Regions from separate parts of the Homo sapiens genome. Here all the other regions are linked to region 3. A link is a loop called in an ENCODE intact Hi-C map of the cell type or tissue named here. Cell type or tissue: endothelial cell of umbilical vein. All regions are shown on one strand. Region 1 overlaps HIVEP3 (HIVEP zinc finger 3). Region 2 has its middle 37 kb from the start of HIVEP3. Region 3 overlaps HIVEP3 (HIVEP zinc finger 3).

The links. Hi-C counts contacts between places; a loop is a spot of excess contacts. Peaks named below come from ENCODE experiments on the same cell type or tissue, not always from the same donor. Only the 100,000 strongest peaks of a DNase experiment are listed, where the experiment ranks them.
Region 1: it touches region 3 in a loop (3-fold over the local background); 2 of 110 quality-filtered maps call a loop at or near these places.
Region 2: it touches region 3 in a loop (7-fold over the local background); 6 of 110 quality-filtered maps call a loop at or near these places.

What each region holds. Positions count from the first base shown.
Region 1 is chr1:41,713,105-41,715,604 of GRCh38, reverse strand. All of the region lies in intron 1 of HIVEP3 (HIVEP zinc finger 3), which reads left to right. Among named protein-coding and RNA genes, the nearest start is that of HIVEP3, 200 kb to the left of the region's middle. In endothelial cell of umbilical vein, no CTCF peak of the experiment used is centred here; DNase peaks (open chromatin) are centred at 1,524 and 1,764; H3K27ac peaks cover 1,498 bases.
Region 2 is chr1:41,954,372-41,956,871 of GRCh38, reverse strand. It overlaps a transcript of HIVEP3 not described here. Among named protein-coding and RNA genes, the nearest start is that of HIVEP3, 37 kb to the right of the region's middle. In endothelial cell of umbilical vein, no CTCF peak of the experiment used is centred here; DNase peaks (open chromatin) are centred at 1,261 and 2,021; H3K27ac peaks cover 2,173 bases.
Region 3 is chr1:41,900,923-41,903,422 of GRCh38, reverse strand. The region is part of intron 1 of HIVEP3 (HIVEP zinc finger 3); the gene reads left to right. Among named protein-coding and RNA genes, the nearest start is that of HIVEP3, 17 kb to the left of the region's middle. In endothelial cell of umbilical vein, no CTCF peak of the experiment used is centred here; a DNase peak (open chromatin) is centred at 1,132; H3K4me3 peaks cover 423 bases; H3K27ac peaks cover 2,415 bases.

The DNA.
Region 1 (2,500 bases), 190 kb after region 3:
AAATACCAGGCCTCTTTCTAATCCTTGGCTGTCAATAAACTGCCTTGGGGATTTTGTCTTTTTGCCACCCAGTTCTTCCCATGGTTCCCATGGGTGCTGCCATCACAGCCCTGACAAACAGTTGGCTGGTGCGTGAGGACCCCCAGTCCCCATCCATCTTCCCACCCTCCCCAGGCTTGCCGTGGGTCCCCTTCAGGTCGCCTGGGCCCAGGCTGAAGACTCAGGCTGGACCTGGCATGTCTCACCAGGACACGTCAGGGAGTAGGGCAGCCCCATGCCCAGATCTGCCAAGCCGCCTCCTATCTCTGACATCCATGCTGCAGATCAATAAATCTGTCTCCTGCTCTTCTCTCCTGACCATCTGTTTTCCCTGGTGGTCCCCAGGGAGTCTGCCAGGCTGGCTGAAAGCTCCCAGGTCGGAGAGAAGAAGCTATTTGGGGGCCATCTGTTTGAGAGGTGCCTCCGGCTGGGGTTCCGCAGCTGAAGGAAGCAGCCCAGGCAGTGGGGGGCTGCCAGGAGGGGACAGCAGTTAGGGAGCTGAGAGCCTTCGTTATCTTTAGGCTCAGGGCCAGGGTGTGCCAGCTCCCCCGATGCCAGCAGACCAGTGAGATGCCAGGCCTGGCTGCACCTTGGACATGTCGCTGGGGCAGATGGTGCCGGAGGGAGTGGGGAAGACAGTCTGAACCTCAACACCTCCCCCCAGAAAACTCCTTTTAAAACACATACACACACACACCCTTAAAATTGGGTTGCCAGTGACAACCTGGCATATCATCTTCTTTTTATATTATTCTTAGCCCCTCTGTTACCATAGCAACTGAACAATGCTTTTAAATATAGCAGTTAATTTTTTCAGCTTCAGCAACAAAGTTTTGGTGCTGTCCAGAAGGCCAGTGGCTGGTTTCTCTCCCAGGGGCCAAGCCCTTCAGACTCATCTCTCCCCATGTCAGCCCCAGAGTGTGAGCTGGGGCCAGGTGTCCTGAGGCCAGCAGGGACCCTCTGTGTCCCCTGACCTGGCTACCCTCTAAAGTCAAGGTGTAGTAGAAAGAACCCGTGTTCTGGAATCAGCAAACATGGATCCAAATCCCATCCCCTCATCCCCCCTGCTGTCCTTGAAATCTTTGCTTTTCCTCTTGGAGCATTAATTTCTTTATCCAGTCATTAGAGGTGACAGTATCTGCCTCATAGATTTCAGTGAGTCTTAAATGAGCTAAAGGAGGCGAAGGTGGCATGGTACCCATGGGAAACACTCAATAAATGCATCTTTGCCTCTTTTCCTGTCTTCTTCCCGTCCTCCACTTCTTCTCCTCTTTTCTCCCTTTCCATCCCCACCTCCCTCTCTCTTTTGCCTTTTTCCCATCCCTTGCTCCCCACTGCCTTGAATTATTGATGTTAAATTCCCAGCCAGTAACATCAGAGGGTTAAAATCCATAACCAGCCTTCTTCCAGCCTCCCCTCGGATCACCCTCCCTCCCTGAGCTGGTGAGCTCATCGGAGTCATAAATCATACATCAGGGCTTGAGAACCCGGGCCCCTGTAGTCCAGCTGCTGAGCAGCCCTGGGCAGGAGGCAGTCTTCTGGAAGGGCTGGCAGGTTCTGAAGCCATGAGCAGATGAGGCACCATTATCAGGAGCTTCTCTTGGAAGGGGAGCTGACAGCCTGTGGCCCACTGACCAGCAGCATTGTTTCGGGGGGCTCTCAGCTCCCTGCCACCCTCCCACCATCATCCTGCAGCTCTCTCCAGCCCCTCCCCCAGGCTTGCTCATCACCCACTCATTTCCCTGCATTCCAGAGCTCAGCATGGCAGGTCTTAAAACAATAGAAAGCCAAGTTTCTAATGCTCAGAAGCAGTCAAAACATGGCATGGGCTGCCCAGCAGGTAGTGAGTTCCCTGTCACTGGAGAGTTCAAGTAGAGGCCGAACATCCAGGGGGCTGGATGTTGTGGGAAGAACTGTAGTACCAGGTTACAAATTTAATAGACTCTTGTCTCCACCTATGATTCCATAATGGAAACAATAATGTTAAAATCACCATATAATTTTGCAGAACCTTGGGGTATTTGGTGATTATCCTCATTTACATAAAAAGTTAACTTGCCCAGGGTCATTTAGCTGATAAAGAGGCTGACTGTGAATCCAGAGCTCTACATGCCCCATTATTCTCCAAGTTAAACTTTCGTGGCTGAAAGCTACTTGGAAGAACATTTATTGAGCAGCGACTGCATGTGACTCTCTGAGCTGAGCCCCAGGCAGGAGGCTCAGGGACTTGCAGAAGCCAGAGACTGCTCTCTGAGAGTTGGCAGTCCTATTCAGGGACAAAGAGCAGACCCAGAAAGAGAAAACAAGTGCTTTCAGGGCAGTGGGAGCTCAGAAGAGGGAGTGATGCTCTGGGCTGGGGCGCAGATCGGGGGTGGGAGGACACTGCAAGAGGGGAAGGTGTCCGTGCCTACCAAGCCTGCTGCAGGCCATAGGCTCCTGGGGGCCTTTTATTTCTTACTTT
Region 2 (2,500 bases), 53 kb before region 3:
TTAAATGAGCAAGATCTGAAAGTGAGAGCACCTTCCAACTCCTTCTCCTCCATGGTTCATATTGTAGCTTCAATAATTTGCTCCCAGCGCTGTTCAAAAACCATATAAGCTTATATTCAAACAAAATTAAAAATGGATTTCAAACTTCATACCTAACTTGGGCTCCTGTCTCTTTTTATTTTCATCGCTGCTTCTCCACATTGCTGAAGTGATTGCCTCTGTATTCCAGGAGGAAAGAGAGGGTAATCTTGGCCCTCTTCAAGCATCAACACAAGCATGGAAATAAGACAATAAATCCTAATACTTAGACCATGTGATATTTGGGATGAAGTTGTACTGCTGCTCCATTAGCATGGCTGATCTGAACTGGCTTTAGTTACAGAAATTCTTGGAATAGATTCCTAGGTGGAAAGTGCTTTCTGTGGCTGGTGCTCTACAGAGATCCTGACCTAGGGAGTATTGTTTTTCTTGCTTAGGATCAGCCTCCATTTCTCCTAAGAACTCACAGCACCCTGGACCGTTTCATACACGAAACAGATAATGGGCCTCAAGTTTGCATGCAGACTTTCTGTTAACTACAACAGCCCCATCTCCAGTGTGTGCTTATGTTCCTTAGTTTCTCTGCCTGTCAGGCCTCAACAGATGCAAAATATTTCTGAGTTTGGGCTAAAGAGTGAAAATCCAGTATGATGCTGTCGTTGCTTTTTCCCTTCTCCTGACTGTTATAATTTGCTATAAGAAACGTCCAAACCAAGAAGTAGTTGACATTAGACACTTGTGGTGTTAGCACCAGAGGAGGTAATGACTCCCTGGGGAATTCAGCCTTCACTGTTCTTCACCTTCCGCTGGAAGTGAGTCCCGGCTACAAGCCTAAATCATTCAGGAGTGAAAGGAGAGGTCCCAGCTCGCCTCTCTATCTTTTGACTGTAGAAGAGTTCCAGATTTTTCCTTCAATTTCCAGATCTTCCCCAGAAATAACTTAAGTCCCGGAGGCCCTTTTCTAAGCAACCTAACCCGTGAGTCATTCCTGTGCTCCCTGTCTCCCACAATGATTGTATTCCTCTGTCCATTCACAATTTTAATTATGCCTCTGCTCAATGGGCTTCCCTTCTGGTTAACTTCTCCGGGTAACTCATTAAACCTCTGAGTCACACGTTCATTATTAAAGAAAGGACAAAAATGAGAGAACAAAAAGGAACTGTGCCCCAGGAGAAACTTAGGGGTGGATTACTGTGGTTAAGTGTAGCTGAGTAGCTGGAGGCCTTAGTTGCCTCTTCTCCCCTTTCAGGATGTGCCCTGCATGGCAGGATGCATCACAGGACTTAATACGGTGAGGTCATTGTTGTGGTTGGTTTTAATATGAGGGGTTTTTTTTTGTGTGCTGTTGTAGGACACAGTTTGCAATTCTGGTGAAAGTACTTTCCTCCTATTTAACTATGCCCTCTAAACTTAGGTGGTCTCATAACAATGATGGAGCTACTAATTAAAAAGAATTCCAGTCTTCACTTGTGCCTCTGAAAGAACATAGGAGGGAACCAATTCATAACCCACAGAGACACTTCTTAATATTCCCTTTCTTTTTTCCATCACAATTTTTCTAAAACGGCTCCCACCCCACCCCTACCCAGTCTACCAAGCAATTTCTTTCCTTCCTTACCTCTTTCCCAAGATAAGTTACTTTATTTCTTTCACCCTTGGATCTCCCTGTTGTAAAATGGGTTTCATTGTAGTACCTGGCTGATATGTTGTTGTGAAGATTAACTGAGATAAAACATGTAAATACTACCAACAGAGTGCATGGAACATTGAAAATGCTCCTAACAATTAGATGTTATAATTTTCAATTCAGCCTCCCCAGCCTCAATTTTGATCTTCTCAGTGGAAACACTAGAGAAAAAAAAAAAAAACCTGGAAGCTGAGAAAATGGTTCCTAAAGAATAATAACAATGGATATCATTTACCGAGTGTGACTCACGTCCCAAGCTTGTGGAACCATTTCTGTGCATTATCTTTAATCCTGACCACAACGCTGAGAGATAGATAGATACTATTATTACCCCTATTTCACAAATGAGGAGACTCGGACTAAGAGCGATGAAGCAACCTGCCCTGGGCCACAGCCTGTAGGCAGAGGAGCTGGAGTTCAGACCCTGGCCTGACTGACTTCCAAGTTCATGGTTTAATGGCTCTGCAGAAAGCTGCAAGGCAGTGGTGCAGCCAGCATCAGAAAGGCCAGTGTTCTCTGTGTGGGTTTTGACTCACAATGGCCATGACCCCCTGCTCAGAGACATAGGGCCTTGATGACGACTGGCCTGTCCTTGCAAACAGCTGCCAGGTTGGAGCCAGACCCCGCAGGGTGGGGTGAAACCACCTGGCCTGTGCCAAGGTGAAGTCTCTGAAGGCCTCCTTGGTTTTCAATGAGAGACAGAGAGAAATGTGTTTTTTTCTGCAAAGGTTGGCATTTATTTCTTAATAATCCGTTTTTAAAAATGTATGTGGC
Region 3 (2,500 bases):
CTGTTACCTTCACAGGAATCTTGTGAAGTAAAGACTCTTAGTATCTCAATTTTTCAGATGGGGAAACTGAGGCACAGAGAGTCTGGCAGCAGAAATGGGAGTGATCCTAGGCAGTTGCTGAGCCTGGCTCAACTCTTAATCATCATCCTATGTGACCTCCATAGATCTGTTTTTGCCTTGTTCTTGAATTGCTTCAGGAGCCCCATCTAGTTCCCAGCCTGAAAATCAGCTTTGAGCAAGGGAGATGCTGCTTCATTTCTAGCACAGAGTTGGATCCATAGCAGGTGTTCAGTAAATGGTAGTTGGTAGATGTATTTTATTTTATTTCAATTGATTTTATTTCTCCAGATTCTACAATATCACAGTACTGTGATAATAATAAACATGTCTCAGGAATGTAACCCAAGTTATCCAGTTTTTTATGCTTTGACTTCTAAGTATTTCTAAATACTCACCATACTCTCTTAATTGTTGTGTCACATTCACTTTTAGTAGCTGTGCTACGTTCACACCCTATAGTTGTCCAAGAAGAGCACCTCTCTGCACTGTAAGAGCCTCGATGTCTTTCTTTGAAGGATTCTTTACCGGAATAGAAACTGAAACGATTCTAAATGGTAGCTATCCCTGCACCGTCCAGGCCCTCAGAATGAAGTGGTTTGTTTGGTGTGCTCTTCCAGGGTAATCCATAAAAAACTCTATCCCAATTTAGTAGCAGACATTGCCGGCGCTCTGCTCAGATGGCGTTGGATCACTTCGGCCACTTCTGTGTGCCCATCCTGCAGCTTCTGTAGCCTCTGTTTCTAAAGCTTTGCCCCATCGCCTTCTTCAAAGGATTACCCTCTTGCCAAGAGAGTTGGAGTGGCTGGGAGTTTCTGTCCTGGCCATGACAGTCTGTAGCCAATATTAATTAGGGTGGGAATATGAAAGGTCAGCCACCTTGCCCTGGCAGTGGGGGGTGGGGGTGTACAAACTTGCAGGAGGTTCGGTTTACATTCCAGGACCCTCCCTGGGGTCAGGCTGAGGCTGGGATGTGGCCTGAGGTCATGCTTGGCTTGGCCTCTCCCCTTTCTGTCCTGCTTCTCCACTCTCCTACCGACCACTCTGGGGACATTTCTTCAATGAATCACTCATCTAGGAATCCTTATCTCAGGATTTCCTTTGGGGGAACATGACCTAAGTGAAAGCAATGTGGGCCGGATGTCTTTCAGACCAGAAAATGCCTCAAATTCCCTTTTAAGCATTCCTTTTAGTGTCCAGGATTCTGCCCTAAGCCTCCACTTAAACTGGGGGTCCCACTTCCCAGGGACAGTAACCCACCCCTCCTCCTCACCACTGGCTCATTCTTGTGGGTAGTTTCTGGGCTTTGCAGCTCTCCCCCTCCTCACTTCTTAGCCAGACTTTACTCTGCTTCTGTTTCATTCATTCAATACCCAACAGGTATTGAATCCCTGTTCTGTGTCAAGCATCCTCCTAGGTGCTGGGGTACAGCTGTGAATAGAGCAGACAAGGAGCTCGCCCTAACAGACCTTAAGGGAAGAAGGCAATTCACAAGTAAACAAAGAAGCAAGACAGCACACATTAAGATAATGGCTGTGAAGGAAATAGGCTAAGTGAGTGGGGCTAAGCAAGTGGGGTGTGAGTGAGGCAGCCTCCTGGGCTGTGTGCATGGTGTCACCTCCCTCCTCCGCTTCAGCCCTTGCATGCCCAGCCACACCTGCTCCTGAAAAGAGCACCTCTGACCTGCGTCTTAATAAATGCCAGTGACATTGTCCTAACTTTGTCTTTCTTGCCCTCTGAGTGGCATTTTGTGAAGTTTAAAACTCTGCATCTTGTTTTCTTCCCTGGGCTTCTGAGGCACCAGCCTCTCCTGGTTTTCTCTCTGCTTTTCAGGCTTCTCCTGCATAGCCTTCTCTGCTGCCTCCACCACCCCTCTGCTTGGCTATTGAGGATCGCAGCTCCCTAGACTCTGTCTGAGGATTTCTCTTCTTACAATGTAGTCTTCCCCTAGGTGAAGGTGTCACGTCCCCTGGTGTTAGTTTCCATGCATCTCATCTGGACCCCTCTTTGGAAGAACTGATTGTAAATGCAGCCCCCTTCTTAGCATCTCCACTTAGATGACTCAACACACGCATAACTCGGCTCAGCACCTTCCCACATGCATGACCAACCCACACCCCAGCCCCTTCCTCAGCCTGTGAGTCTCTCCTCTTCAGATGCACCCTGTCTTAGGAAGGGGCACCACTGTCCCCCAAGCTGCTTGGGCCAGAAGCCGGACTTCACCCTCTCCTCTCCACCACCTGTTACACTTAAGCTGTCACCAAGTCCTGTGCATTCCTCCTCCTAAGGACGAGTGCATGAATCCATCCACTTATCCATCCTGACGTCCACTCCCTCTCCAGGCCACCATTGCTTGACTGCTGCAGGAGATTCCTCACCGGTCCCCCACATCCTGCCTTGACCCTTCCAGAATGTTTGCATGGGCCCTAATCATGTCTGTAAT